Regions from separate parts of the Mus musculus genome. Here region 1 is linked to region 2. A link is a loop called in an ENCODE intact Hi-C map of the cell type or tissue named here. Cell type or tissue: heart. All regions are shown on one strand.

Region 1 (8,000 bases), 100 kb before region 2:
TCTTAGCTTGCTCAAACAGCCTGGGTGTCCCTGGAGTTAGCCAGGTCTTTGCAGGTAGAGAAAGTGCTGGTTGCAGACCCTAGATCATCTGCTTAGTGGAACTCAGTGCTGCAATGACCCAGGAAGAAAAGGCTGTAGAGCTTGACCAAAGGCTGGAGAGAACCAGACGTGTGGACATACGGATGAGGCTAGGGTCTGTATTGTTTGCTAATGCACATGGGAGTGTGAAACATGCTAGAGATTATAACCCCGGCCCTCACCACAGAGGGTGGACACATTGCCCCCAAGGGATACTGTCTAAGTAGTTAGTGACCCCCCCCTCTCCACACACACTTAATCTACTGATGCAAATGAAAAGCCTCAGTATTATTTAGTGGTATAGGGGGACATACTTTGTGCATGATAGGCAAGCCACAGCCGTTGCCTCTATGAAACATTTTATTTTGCATGTGTGCCTGTTTTGTCTGCATGGATGTCTGTGTATCACATACATGACTGGTGCTGGTGGAGGTCAGAAGAGAGTGTCAGACTTCCTGGAACTGGATCTACTGATGGCTGCCAGCTGCCAATTGAGCGCTGGGAACTGAACCCAGGTCCTCTGGAAGAACAACAAGTGCTCTTTGCTGAACCATCTCTCCAACTGCTCCCTGAACCCCCATGAAAAACTTTTTGTTTGTTTGTTTTTTGTTTTTCGAGACAGGGTTTCTCTGTGTAGCCCTGGCTGTCCTGGAACTCACTATGTAGATCAGGCTGGCCTCGAACGCAGAAATCCGCCTGTCTCTGCCTCCCAAGTGCTGGGATTAAAGGCGCCACCACTGCCTGGATGAAAAACTTTTAAAATGTCTGGAACTTGCCAGATTCCTAAGAATCAGATTCTTAAAGTTTGGGACTTATGACTTTAAAAATTTTAACACTTCTTATACTTTGTAGGTGATTCTGACGACTTAACAATGATGTATCAACAAGAAACTCAACGTGTGTGTGTGTGTGTGTGTGTGTGTGTGTGTGTGTGAGAGAGAGAGAGAGAGAGAGAGAGAGAGAGAGAGAGAGAGAGAGAGAGAGAGAGAGAGAGAGAGAAAGTCAGAGGTCACTTTTGGAGACCTTCCTCTAGCATACAGTTTGTTGAGGCAGGGTCTCCCACTGACCACTCATTTCTGCAAACCTGGCTGCTCTTGTGACCTGCTTGTCTCTGCCACTGGCTCTTCTGTGGGTGCTGGGGGTGTGAATTCAGATGCCCATGATCTTGGAGCAAGCACTCACCCCCCAAGCAACCTCCCAGCCCCCCAGAATCAGTAATCTAATACAAATAAGGATGAGGCAGCACAGGATAGCTGAAAAACAAAACAATAAAAGACCTAAAAAAGCTGACAGGAGCCTTAGTAGGGATCTACCATTACTTCAATGTCAATGTGTTAAGAGGCTGCCCAAGATGCAGCTAAGTGCCAATGACAAGGCAAAGAGACTTGGACTATATTTCTTGGAATTTTCTTAATTATGAACAAAGAAGTTTTCCCAGAACAGAGAATAGCTCTTACATGTACATTTGTACTGTGTCTCCCAGGCAAGTGAGATGGCTATGCCGTCTCTACAACCTGAGTTGGGTCCCCTAGAACCTACATAAAAGCTGGACTTGGGAGCACGCATTACATTCTCAGCACAGGGAGAGCCTTCCCCAGAACTCCCCACCCCACCAGCTAGCCTACAGTGTGAAGCTCAGTTGAGACAAAAAGAAAAACCTGCCTCAACAAGGTGGCAGGCTTCCGTTTCCTCATTCCAGTGACACAATACCCGCTAACTCAGGAGAACTGGAGACCAGAAGAAAGCCCAGTGGTGAAGCAAAGGGGTCCTGGGAAGCCATCTGTGTCTGAACACATCTCTAACAGTTCACATGTTTCTCCAGTACAGCCTCAGGCTTGGTCAGGTAAACCCTTCAGGAAGAGCAGAGCTGGCCCCTTACTTCTACCTCTGCTGGCTTCGTGACCTGAACATGGAGACATAAGCGTGCTGTGCCCCAGCGTCCCATCTGTGGATAGGTTGGGAGCCTACTTGTCACAGAGTTGCTATGAGGATTTAGGACCTAAAGAGTTTTGAGGTATAATTAGTCATTAGTGAGTGTTAGCAATGTTCAGTGCAGACGCTTGGAGGGTGTGGGCTTCCCCAGGAACCACTGCCTGAGCACACAAACCACAGGGCAATGAACAGTGAGCGACAAGAGGACTTACAGCGTTTATTTACTTTGTGTGGAGGAGACTCAGACCACAGTGCCTGTGGTGAGGTCAGAGAACAACGACCAACAAGGACCTGGTCCTCTCCTTCAGACATTGGTCTGGTGGATCAAATGCAGGCTGTCAGTCTTGCAGCAAATGTTTTGTCCACTGAGCCACCTATCTCCCCAGCCCTCAAACTAAGTAGCTGGAGATGACCTTCAACTCCTGCTCTTTAAAAACTGTTACTTACTTAAAGATTTTATTTCAGCTGGGTGGTGGTGGCACATGCCTTTAATCCCAGCACTTGGGAGGCAGAGGCAGGCGGATTTCTAAGTTCGAGGCCAGCCTGGTCTACAAAGTGAGTTCCAGGACAGTCAAGGCTACACAGAGAAACCCTGTCTCGAAAAACCAAATCCTCCCCTCCCCCCCCCCCCAAAAAAGATTTTATTTGTAGTATGTGTATGACTATCTCACCAATAAATGCACTGAGTAAACGTACTGTGCTATGTGTGTATGCCATTATGTATGTATGTATGACCTTAGAGGTCAGGAGAGGTTGGATCTCATAGGCCTGGAGTAACAGACAGCTGTGAGCCTCCATGTGGGTGCTGGGAACTGAACCTAGATCCTCTGTAAGAGCAGACAGTGTTCTTAACCACTGTGCCGTCTCCAGCCCCTCATCAGCCCCTTCTCTCTTTTTCTCTCTTTCCATATAGGGTTTCTCTGTGTAGCCTCAGTTTTTATGGAACTCCCTCTGTAGACCAGGATGGCCTCTAAACTCACCGAGATCCACCTGACTGTATCCTGAGTGCCACAGCCTGGCTAGCCTCCTCATTTCTCATTCTTGTCTTAATTTTTGTTGAAAATGAACCTTAATTTCTATTAGGCTACCTTTTGTGAATGATGCATACCAGAGTTTACTGGGTTGTCTTGAGCCTATAACAGATGATTAACTTCATAAAATTTTTTCACATTCATTTTCATTCTGTAGAGCTTAACCTGTAACATCATATACCTCCTTATCAACTGGCACTACTGGGAAGTCTAATTCACTCGTGTTTGGAAGCAACCAACATCGTGAGTTAATTTCCCACTGACAATCACCAGGGCCAGAGTCATCACTTTTGTCCTTATGCACAATTGGGGAAATCGGCACCAGAACACTCACAGAAGATGTAGGTGCAGCCAGTCCCTGGGCTGCCTCCCACCCCCACTTCCTACGTTTGTCCCACCTTGCCCAGTCTACCCAGTATCAAACTGGTGTCATCTCACACCACCCCAAGACAAGTGTACTCAGGATTTCTTCTTTTCAGAGGAAGGGATACAGAGGAATGTTTGCCACCCAGACACCTGTCACAGCAGTGTAATTACTTTCGGAGGGAGAAAAGTCCCAAGACTCTCCCTAGCCTGGCAACCTGGAAGGGGTTTGGTCTCCTGTGCTTTCTCTCTGCTCCCTGATATTTCTCATCTTCTCTGTGATGGGAACTTGCTAAATGCAAAATCTAGGGCTGGGTTTTTGGCAAGAGATGGAGGGACATGAGGAAGGACAAAGGCAACCTGCCTGTTTCCTGTCTGTGTTCTCTGAAGACTTGTTGACAGGTCCTGGAGGGCTCCTGGGCCCAACGCCAGCCCAAACACCCTCCAACAGCTCCTCTGTCCTTCTCCTGGGTAGACAGGAACTGTGGTGGGAGAGGTGACCTGGTCTGGATTCCTTTTGGATATTATGGATTCACAGATCTCAAACAGCCTTTATCTGGTCATGATCTGTAGAATAAATATCCAGGACACTACCTTTCTGGGTCTTTCAGATGACAGGGACACAGAAGACTGAGACTGTGTTCTGAAGCTACCACTGGACAGTTGGGGGACAGTTAACCTATCTTCCTTGCCTTAGTCTCTTCATCTTAACAACAGGCACATGAAACTAGACCCTAAACCAAATAGTTACAAAGACAGAATGGGTCAATTCATGGAGAGCACGCAGACATCAGTGCTGTTACATAATAAATGCCCAACAGTGCGTGCTCAGTCAAAGTCTTTTGGGGAGTTTTCATACACATGTAGTTTTTGTTTTGTTTTGTTTTGAGGAAACTACTATGCATATCGAGAAAGAGTGTTTTGATTTGTTTGGAATTTACCAAAAGCACTTACCTGAGTCTGTCTGTATCTGTAGCTACCCCACTCATGGAGATTCTACACGCAAGAGCAACTGAATAATGAATGTCTTTTTTTTGTTGTTTTTCGAGACAGGGTTTTTCTGTGTAGCCCTGGCTGTCCTGGAACTCACTCTGTAGACCAGGCTGGCCTCGAACTCAGAAATCCGCCTGCCTCTGCCTCCCAAGTGCTGGGATTAAAGGTGTGTGCCACCACGCCCGGCAACAGGTGTGTTTCTAAGCCACTGCAATGACCCAACCTCAATACAGAGAAGAAAGAACAGGGTGCTAACTCAGAATAAGACATGCATTATTGCTGGGCGATGGTAGCGCACGCCTTTAATCCCAGCACTTGGGAGGCAGAGGCAGGCGGGTTTCTGAGTTCGAGGTCAGCCTGGTCTACCGAGTGAGTTCCAGGACAGCCAGGGCTACAAAGAGAAACCCTGTCTCGGAAAACCGAAAAAAAAAAAAAAAGGAAACGAGAAAAGAAACACACCTGCTGTGTAAGCAGCTATCCCTTCTACTTAGCAGAATGTAGGCAATACTATAAAAAGGGGTTATAACAATATATGTCCTAATAAAAACTCATTGGTCTGATCTAGACAAGGCTGATAGAATGGATTCTTGCAAACCTGATTCTGGATATGTATTTGTGTGTACATTCATGTGTGTGTGTGTGTGTAAATGTAGTGTAGAGGTACAGAGGTCAGAGGACAATCTTGGTAAAGGTCCTTGCCTTTTGTTTGTTTGAAACAGGAGTCTCTTGATTTTCTGCTAAGTATGCAGGTGTCTAACCCGTGAACTTTTGCCTCCTATGTGCCTGTGGAGCACGGAGATTCCAAATACATGTCTGCGTATTCCACCACCTAGGCAGGGTTTCTCTCTGGGTGTCCTGGAACTTGCTCTGTAGACCACGCTGACCTCAAACTCACAGAGATCTGCCTGCCTCCGCCTTCTGAGTGCTGGGATTAAAGCATACATGGCCCCTGCCCAGCTTGGGTCTGAGGATTCTTGCCCACTAAGCCATGTCCTCGGTCTCAAGCCTTGGTCCTCTTTTGTATACTGACTCACCTTAATAATGTTACCTAAGGTACCCTGGGTAACATAACAGATCTTGATGATGTCACTAAGGTGCCCTCGATAACATGACAAATCTTGTTCCTGATGAACAAGTAAATTAAACACAGGGAGAGCGGGAAGAAGCTGACTTTCACTAGCATTTGGCAATGCAGGTTGCCAGAGACACCAGGAAACCAGTACTGCTGCTTCCTGGCATTAGCTTTGGAAAACTCTGGAAAACCCACAAGCCCTTCCTTCATTCATAATATGAGACGTCTGGATTCTTATGATGGCTAACACGAACTGAATCTCTAGGGCTTTCCAAACTTATTTGACCTTATTTTAAAGGAGAAACTCACGAGTTACTATGCCAATGGACATCTTTGTGGTATATACATTAAGTATCTCAAAGATCTTTTCTACTTCTTATATCCAAAAATTCTGGAGCTTTAAATATATAAGTAAACCCATCTCGAAAAACCAAAAAAATAAAAAAAAATAAAAGTATATATATATATAAGTAAGAGAGTCTTGGGGCTGGTGAGATGGCTCAGTGGGTAAGAGCACCCGACTGCTCTTCCGAAGGTCAGGAGTTCAAATCCCAGCAACCACATGGTGGCTCACAACCATCCGTAACGAGATCTGACTCCCTCTTCTGGAGTGTCTGAGGACAGCTACAGTGTACTTACAATAAATAAATAAATAAATAAATAAATAAATAAATAAATAAATCTTAAAAAAAAAAAAAAAAAAGAGAATCTTTTTGGTCCTTTTAGACAAGGATGAGAAGGATGAGGAAAAGGCCTTCTACAGACACTGAGGTATCCAGAAGTCAAAGCCAGGCCTCCCACATGCAGGTCTGTGTAATGGGGATGTGGGGGACAGGAACAGAGAAGTTTCAGTGTTAGGTCTTACAAGCTGTCACCTATGTCAGTCACTAGAAGAGGCTTAATGGCCGCAGCGAGGTGCCAAAGCCTCATCTTCCCAGTGTCATACGCATCTGTCATTGTTGAGGAGTGAAGGGCACACACTCACGTCCACAGCACTCACCTCTCACAGATGACCAACGCCGAGACTGAACCCACTTTCATACAGACTGTGAATCCCATCCCCCACTGAGCCCATGGAAGCTGCGGATGGCCCTACAATCTTAGTTGGAACGTCATGTCTCTTATTTGTGATGTTTGCCTTTGGAGCCAGAACAGGACTCTGAGTGTTGGGTGCTCTGAGTACTGTATGCTGCACAGTGAGTCACGGTCAGCAGTGATGCCACCTCCCTCAGAAGAGCTGGATTGCAGGGCAAGGGCATGGAGCCCACACGCAAGAAGAGTAGACAGGAGGCTCAGTGGTCAAGAGGACTAGCTGAACTTGCAGAGGACCCAAGTCGATTCCCAGTACCTACTTCATCTACGTGGTAGCTCATGACCATCTACTCTAGTTCCAGGAGATGTGATCCCTTCTCCTCTGATCTCTGTGGGCACCAAAATGCACAGATACAGATTCAGATAGAACACCCCACACATAAAATGATTAAAAAAAAAAGCTCACGTCTTTACTTTAGCTAGATCATACTAGGTGTCTATTATTATTATTATTATTTTCTATTCTTTTTTAATTAGGTATTTTCTTCATTTACATTTCAAATCCCCCATACTCTCCCCTCCCCCACTCCCCTCCCCATCCACTCCCACTTCTTGGCCCTGGCATTCCCCTGTACTGAGGCATATAAAGTTTGTATGACCAATGGGCCTCTCTTTCCACTGATGGCCGACTAGGCCATCTTCTGATACATATGTAGCTCTGGGGGTTACTGGTTAATTCATATTGTTGTTCCTCCTATAGGGTTGCAGATCCCCCCAGGTCCTTGGGTACTTTCTCTAGCTCCTCCATTGGGGGCCCTGTGATCCATCCAATAGCTGACTGTGAGCATCCACTTCTGTGTTTGCTAGGCCCTGGCATAGTCTCACAAGAGACAGCTATATCGGGGTCCTGTCAGCAAAATCTTGCTAGTGTATGCAATGGTGTCAGCGTTTGGAAGCTGATTATGGGGTGGATCCCCGGATATGGCAGTCTCTAGATGGTCCATCCTTTCGTCTCAGCTCCAAACTTTGTCTCTGTAACTCCTTCTATGGGTGTTTTGTTCCCAATTCTAAGAAGGGGCAAAGTGTCCACACTTTGGTCTTCGTTCTTCTTGAATTTCATGTATTTCACAAATTGTATCTTATATCTTGGGTATTCTAAGTATCTAGGCTAATATCCACTTATCAGTGAGTGCATATCATGTGAGTTCTTTTGTGATTGGGTTACCTCACTCAGGATGATGCCCTCCAGGTCCATCCATTTGCCTAGGAATTTCATAAGTTCATTCTTTTTAATAGCTGAGTAGCACTCCATTGTGTAAATGTACCACATTTTCTGTATCCATTCCTCTGTTGAGGGGCATCTGGGTTCTTTCCAGCTTTTGGCTATTATAAATAAGGCGGCTATGAACATAGTGGAGCATGTGTCCTTCTTACCGGTTGGAACATCTGGATATATGCCCAGGACAGGTATTGTGGGATCCTCTGGTAGTACTATGTCC
Region 2 (8,000 bases):
GCCCTTTTGATGATGACATCTGCGCAGGGCACTGTGAAGGGAGCAGGCTTGTCATCTATGTTGGAGATGATTCTCATCAGCAACCCAGCTTGGCCATCCCAGTTCTCCTGGGTGCAATATCCATTCTTGCTTTCCATGAAGGTATGGAAGAAGGGCGGCAGGTCCTCTTCCCCATGTGACATTCAAGTTTTGCTCACACTTACGCTCACCTGAACAGCTCCTCCTAGCATGACAGCCACCAGCCCCATGGACATGCTCAGGGTTTGGGATCCCACGGCGCTCTCTGCCTCATGAGCCAGGCCTGCACATGCTCTCTGCAGTGTTGCTGCTACAAAGTCCACTACCTGCCAGAGAAGGAAGTTAGAATGAGTGAGGGGCAGGAAGCAACTGTAGAATCCTTCCATCTGACGTCTGTACTACCCCCCTTTGCATCACAAGCACGTCACGGCTGCTCCTGGGTAGCAGACGCGGAGCTCTGTGATTCTCTGCTGTTTTTCATGGGTTTCTGTTTTACACCTGACAGTTTATATAGGATGGTTTAAAAGAAACAGTAATAGCTAAATGTCGAGATGGAGAAGACAACCCACGAGCATATAGTGCTCTAAACAATCTACTCCACCAAGCACCTTCAGGAGGAGTTTAGCAATGCAGAAGCTTCCGAATCTTTCATATGTAGAGTATGAATCTCTCTCTCTCTTTTTTCTTTTTGATACAGGGTCTTATGTAATCATATAGCCCAGGCTGGCCTCAAATTTGCTAAGTAGTTAAGGATGGCCTTGGACTTCTGCTCTTCCTGCTTTCAGTTCCCAAGTGTTGGGATTATAGGTATGTGTCACTAAGCCCAGTTAATGTGGTGCTGGAAAATCAGACTCAGGGCTTCTTGCATGCTAAGCAAGCAATGTACTTGTCTGTTGAGATGAGGGTCTCATGTAGCCCAAGCTAGTCTCCAATAATACACAGCAGATTTCCTCCTAAGTGCTGGGAGTATAAGCATCAGTTACTCCTGGCATTCTATCTATCTATCTATCTATCTATCTATCTATCTATCTATCTATCTATCTATCTATCCATCCATCCATCCATCCATCCATCCATCCATCCATCCATTTTTAATTCAGTACTGGCAAGCAAGTACTTGCACATGTTAGGCAAGGGTTCTACCATTGAGCTAAAAACTCTGTCCCAAGAATCCATCACTTATAAAGCAAAGAATTCTCCTTTGCCCCAGCCACTGCATTTGACATTTACCAAAGGAGGTAGAAACTCAGGCTCACAGAAGAACCTGCAGCTGGTTGTTTATAGCAGCTCTAGTCATGAATCTCGAAGCTCAGAGGTGACTAAGATGACCTCCATAAGGTGAGTGCATAAACAGACTTGTCAAGACAGTGTCATTTAGTACTGTCGGTGCGCTAGCAAGCCATGAAAAGACATGGAGGAATATTAGTGAGGAGAAATAATACAAAGTGAGAGGAAGCAATCTGCAAGGATACAGGTGAGAGAGAGAGAGAGAGAGAGAGAGAGAGAGAGAGAGAGAGAGAGAGTGTAAGTGAGTGAGTACAGGGGGCAGATGTGAGAGTGAACCTATTTTTAGGATACAGGAGGATGGCAGACATGTGGAACCTATTAACAGTACAAGCCCCAGAGTGAACCCTGATGTAAGCTGCAGACTGGGAGCCACACTGATGTGGTTATGTGGATTCCTCAGTTACAACAAAGAGCCCAGAATGTAGCTCAGGGTACACCTAGCAGGTGAAAGGGTTGAGTCCCCAGGAGATACACACAAACACACACACACACACACACACACACACACACACACGAGGTAAAGAATTCTAAAAAGCCGTTACTCTTTGGTAACAATGGGGAGGCTAGGGACATGAGGGCATAGGAGATATCTGAGAAACGTCTGTATCTGCTCAATTTTGTTGTGACCCTAAAACTACTCTAAAAAAATAAACTCTGTGCCTGGGAGATAACTAGGCAAGTGAAAGCACTTGCCTTGTAAGTCTAATTACAGGTTTAGATCCAGAACCCACTGCTGGAAATGTCTGTGACCCAGCACTCCTACAGTGACACAGGAGGCAGAGACGGGAGCAATATTACAAAGTCAAGGAGGCCCAGCTGAAAGGAACCTGACAGGGCAGCCTGCCTGGGGTTTATATAGCACAGCAGCAAGTGACAAGAGATATCTTACTTCAAAATCAAGTCGGCAGGAGATAGAAAATGAATGTTCAAGGTCAGCCTCTTAGCTCCACACGCACATGCACACATGAGAATGCACATATACACATATACTATCAAATGCATACATAAAAGTAAGTAGTACTTTCTGGTCATCTAAAATGTTCTCTGAAGGAGGTTTCCTCCTCAGAGATTTCTCAGTTTCACGTGACAGTCTAATTCTAGTAAGCAATGAACAGGGGAGAAGGTTCCTGGTGTTATTTATAATCCTGCGTCCTCAATCAACCTGTAAGAAATCCAGAGTCAAATTCTAAGTGTCACTATTTCTACAGACTTACCATCATTCATACGTAAGGTTTTATACAGACTACCAACAACCTTTCAATGGAATTAATTTGGTCAGCATCATTTGAACTGAGCCTCGTATAATCACCGTTAAACAACAGCAGACAGGCATTCATGCACGTACACATGCACACGTGGATATTCAGGATTAATGGCTCAAAGGGGAGATATCATTTTGAAAATGGGAAAGTTGAGATAGGCCATAATAAGCCTCTAACCACTATGCAATGCTGCATGTTTAACTCTCTGGACAAATCACATGCTATGCTAGATTCCTCACTGCAAGCTTAAAGCTGGGAGAATGGCCTGTTAACACTTGTCTTCTGGGGCAAGGCAGGAAACTGCAAAGGTTATTTAAATGTTCCTCGCACGGAAACAATGGGGGAAACGCGCCTCCCTCTCTAACCCTGACGCTTTCCTGATTTATAAACCATTTGGGGCCATCTAGTTAAGCCAGAGAAAAAATTTTAAAGGGTGCCTTGCTTTTATTTACCTTCTATGTTAGCACAAGATTTGTTAATTGCTAGAACTAGCTTTCCTAAGCTCCTTCCTAGGCATTTTTTTTATTGTTAAAAACATTACATTTGTTTATCCCTGTGTGTGTCCACAAGTGCAACATGCCACATTTGTGTGGAGGTTAGAGCAGTTTAGGAGTGAGTTCTCTCTTTGGAATGGGTTCTAGGGTCTGAACTCAGGCTGTGAGACTTGGTGGCAAGCACCTTTATGTACTGAGCCATCTCACCTGATCCACTATGTACCTGTTTTTAAAAGGCTGGAAGCCATACTTTAATCGACTTTGGGAGGCAGAGGCAGAGGCAGGTTCAAGGCTAACCTGGTCTACAAAGCAAGTTCTAGGACAGCCAGGGCTTCCCAGAGAAACAGAAGAGTTCTGTTTGTATGCATGCAAACATAAAACAAACAACTGAGAATCAACAGAGCAGAAAACAGAGAGACAAAAGGCTGGTGGGGCTCTAGGAGAGCTGAACAAAGGTAGTGGATGGATATGATAAAATACATCGTATAAATGTATAAAAATTCAAAGACTTGAAAAAAATATTTAAAAACTAGGAACTGCTAACTATAAAGGGAGGGCCATTTATTAATGTATGTCATCAATAAAAATATCCTTTCTCCCAAACTTCCTTATTATTTGTTGGAAGGACACTGAGACAGACTCTGATACAGCCTAGGCTGGCCTCCCAGTCGCTATGTAGCCAAGGATGAGCTTGAACTTCCTGATCGATCCCCCACATGTAGGATCGCTGCAATGTCCAACCAGACTTCCTTCCTGGAGCGCCATTTTGACAGCAGCTTTCCCTAGTTTCCCACTTTTTGTGGTTCTGACAGGACTGCCAACCCAAGAGGTCCTCAGTGATTGAAGCCCTTTGGAACTCAGGGGAGTTTTTCAATTGACTCCCACCCAAGGCAGAGTTCCTCGAGTTCAGCATCCCTCAGGAGGCTGCTGAAATGCACACAATCAAGCCAGCCTCCAGCCCCTTCCACTCTGTCAGCACTTCGTCAGCAAGTTACACATCTCCATAGGGTCATTAAGAGGATTAAATGAGTTAATACCCGTCATGGGTTCAGAATGGAGCCTGGTAAACAGCAAATACCTAATGTTATTATTAAAGAGTGAAGTAATTATGAGCAGTTGACTCAGTAGATGCAGAATCAGGTGGGGAGAGATGAGACAGGACACATCCACACAGCACAAGTCTCCTGCTCTTCAGATGCGACTTCCATCCACAGGCAAAGCCCTGGGTAAGAGGAAACCTCTAAGCTGGTGAGATGGTTCAGCAGGGGACAGTTCTTGCCATGCAAGCCAGTCAACTGAGTCTACTCACTGGAGCCCAAGTAAAGACGGGAGAACCAACTCACAAAGCCATCCTGTGACCTCCATGTGACTCCTACCCTATACACATGCGTACAACATAAGACATTTTTAAAAAGTAGTTTTAAAGCCTCTATTGTTTTGCTGGGGAAGAGAAGGGTTCCCCTAAGTCTCAGATAGCCTTAACACTGTGTTATGACCTGCACTCAGTCCCTTTCCTAATTAGTTAGTGCTATGCCCAGGCTGCTGCAGAAGGAACTCACACTGTTTGCCCCTTTTACTCGCACTGTTTCTGGAGCAATGCCACACTTGCTTCAGGGAGAGACTTTATTTATTTATTTGTTTGTTTGCTTATTGAGACAATGTCACTATGTCGTTGTGGCAATCCTCCTGCCTCCCCTCTGTGCTAGGATTATTGGCATACCACACCTTGATGCCTGGCTCCCTTTTCAGCAGCTCTGTTGAGGTTCATTCCATGCTTCTCTCCGTGCAGATGCTCCGTCTCCCAGTTTCTCAGGCTGCTGATCAGCTATGGCTCTGTAGCTTCCAACTGTTAGTGTCTCCTTTCCCAACTCTCACCTCTACAAGCACACACATCTGCCCTGCTGATGCTGACCTATGATTTCCAGAATAGGTCAATACCTTGTCTTTATAACGGGCAACTCTCTCTGTGTTCTGTTTTTGTAACGAGTCTATCACACACACACACACACACACACACACACACACACACACAGAGTCAAAAAAAGAAAAACACCAGGAAGAACCATTTCTACTCTGCTGACTACAGTGATCTAACTCAGCAGTGTACAAAGGATGTAGTTTCTGAAAGGGCAGAGACTAGGAACCTTGCTCACACCCTGCACTGGCACTGGGCTCCTCGCTGGTCCTGATACTCTTGGGTATCATCCCTCTCTCTGCAAGTCTTCACACCCTCCCTGGCTACAGGTCATCTCTTCAATGCAGCTCTCCACAGCCACCTACTTACCATCCCTTTTCCTTATTCCATCTTCCTCCAGAAATAATCACCATCTGACACACTTCATAATAAATTACTGCCATATGACATTCTTTGCTTTCTTTTAAAAATATTTTTTTAAGCTGAGCTTAATGCCTGGCCCACAACTGTTATAAGGAATATCTCATATAATTCCTTTTTCTTTAAGACAGGGTCTAAACTGTCTATGTAGACCAGAAAGGCCTGAGACTCAGGCATAGCCTGTCGTACCTCCTGAGTGTTCGCATTAAAGGTACATGCCACCATGCCCAGCCACAATTTGCCTATAATTTTTTAAACGTATGTGTGCATGTGTTTGTGTGCACACAGGTTAACTTTAGGCATTTTCCTCTATTGCTTTTGACTTTAGAAGATAGGGTATCTCACTGAACATAGCACTCACCAGTTAGCAGACTGCCTGGGTAGTAAGAGCTAGGTATCTACTTGTCTCCACCACTCTTGCCCAACCCCATAAGAGTTGGGGTTACAGATGAACTCTGCCAAGCCCAGCTTCTTACACGGGGATCCAAACTCAGGTCTTCATGCTTGCATGGTAAGCACTTAACTGACAGAGCCACCTCTCCAGTCCCCCAGTTATTTATCTGAATCTAGTACTGGTTCACCCACTCACTCGTCCATCCATCCATCCATTCATCCATCCATCCATCCAGGCTTTTTTGAGACAGAGTGTCACTATGTAGATCTGGCTGTCCTGGAACTCACTATGTAGACCAGGATGGCTTTGAGATCTGCCTACCTCCGCCTCTTCATTGCTGGGATTAAAGGCGTGACTACCATGCCCAGCTGGGTTCCCCCTTTTTTTTTATGCCATCTATTTGGTGAAGAAGCAGACACACAAGCACTGCAGATTCTCGCAGTTTGGACCTGGCTGACTGCTTCCTCTGGCCTTTGCTAACACAGTACTCTGGCGTCTGCATTTCCTTAATTGGATTCAGGGTCAAGGTTCTGGGCTTAGGTCAGAATCCTTCCCAAGTGCCCTATACTTCCCACTGCATACATGTGGGAACCCACGACAACCTGTTTGGCCATCGAGGGTGACAGAAGACCAATCTGTCCAAAATATTTGGCACAGCGTGCACTGCTGTCTGCACTAACCCTGTAATGTTCTGAAAAATAAGACACGGAGGAATGAAATCATGAAAGAAGATTTGACGGAGTACAGTAAAATTATACTCCAATATCTACGTAGGAAGTAGGAACAAGGTATTCACTAGGAAGTTCTCTCAACAAATAGTCCTCATTAATATGTTCAATTAATACATGCTGCACACACACAAAAGAAAAAGCCAGGTATGATTGCATATACTAGCAAGCCTTTGTTGCAAGGACGGTGATATAGCTGTCCCTTGTGAGACTAGGCCGGGGCCTAGCAAACACAGAAGTGGATGCTCACAGTCAACTATTGGATGGATCACAGGGCCCCCAATGGAGGAGCTAGAGAAAGTATCCAAGGAGCTAAAGAGATCTACAACCCTATCGGTGGAACAACATTATGAACTAACCAGTACCCCGGAGCTCTTGACTCTAGCTGCATATGTATCAAAAGATGACCTAGTCGGCCATCACTGGAAAGAGAGGCCCATTGGTCAGGCAAACTTTATATGCCCCAGTACAGGGGAACGCCAGGGCCAAAAAATGGGAATGGGTGGGTAGGGGAGTGGAGGGGGAGGGGGTGGGGGACTTTTGGGATAGCATTGGAAATGTAATTGAAGAAAATACTTAATAAAAAAAAAAAAAGAAAGAAAGAAAAAGCCAGGTATGGTGGTACACAAATGTAATCCCAGCACCGGGAGGCAGAGGCAGGAGGATCTCTATGAGTTCTATATAGCAAATCCCAGGTCAGCCAGGGATATGCAGTGAAACACTCTCAAAACCCAAAACCAAAAATAAACAGAATAATTACTAAAAATTACTTCAAACTTGAAATTTTTTATAAAAGGGGGGACAGTCAATTTCACTGGGAACATAAGAATATTCCATCCACAGCCCTTCTAACCATTTGCAGGCAATGGTGATCATTCCCTAAACCCATAAAATCATTAGAGATTTAAGAAGTAGTTTTCTAGGTCCTTCTGAATGGTTTGGCTGTGACTGTCCCAGAAGGCAAGCAACCAACTAGTCGCTAGCCTGTGATTCTCCTATGGAAAATTCTCCATTGCGTGTCTGATGAAATCTGATCACTACAAGAAAGGCTAGACATGTGCTATCCTCATTCTCCTCGATTATCAACTTAGAAAATAGTGACCAGAGGCCCTGACAATCTCTAAGGAATCCTGAGAGGTTTAAAACCTCATTTTCTATCTTTGATGTGTCTGCTCTAGCCATTGTTCCTCTGAATGCTGTAGTTGTGTGGTGTGTTGCAACAAGAGTCCCTTCAAGGTGGCTCCTGACTGCTACTGCCATGACCCCATTAAATTCAGATGGCTTCCTTGTGCCTGGGCACATCAAGCTGCCTTGAAGCTTATAATGTACAATCTCTACCCTAGACCTCAAATCAACCTTCATCCCAGAGATCACTGAGTATTCTGAGTAGGAATGGTTTTTATAGTCTCCACTCTGGAACTAGGGCACTTAATGCTGCTGCTGCTGCTGCCTGTCACTGTTCCTGGCAATGACAGGGGACCA

The links. Hi-C counts contacts between places; a loop is a spot of excess contacts. Peaks named below come from ENCODE experiments on the same cell type or tissue, not always from the same donor. Only the 100,000 strongest peaks of a DNase experiment are listed, where the experiment ranks them.
Region 1: it touches region 2 in a loop (2.4-fold over the local background); 3 of 42 quality-filtered maps call a loop at or near these places.

What each region holds. Positions count from the first base shown.
Region 1 is chr8:106,830,904-106,838,903 of GRCm38, reverse strand. All of the region lies in intron 17 of Tango6 (transport and golgi organization 6), which reads right to left. The region is part of intron 1 of Gm34197 (a long non-coding RNA gene); the gene reads left to right. Among named protein-coding and RNA genes, the nearest start is that of Gm34197, 12 kb to the left of the region's middle. In heart, no CTCF peak of the experiment used is centred here; a DNase peak (open chromatin) is centred at 3,803; H3K27ac peaks cover 853 bases.
Region 2 is chr8:106,728,030-106,736,029 of GRCm38, reverse strand. Tango6 (transport and golgi organization 6) reads right to left here. Exons shown (of 18, transcript NM_173037.1): 12 at 210-344. Among named protein-coding and RNA genes, the nearest start is that of Tango6, 49 kb to the right of the region's middle. In heart, no CTCF peak of the experiment used is centred here; no DNase peak of the experiment used is centred here; H3K27ac peaks cover 2,219 bases.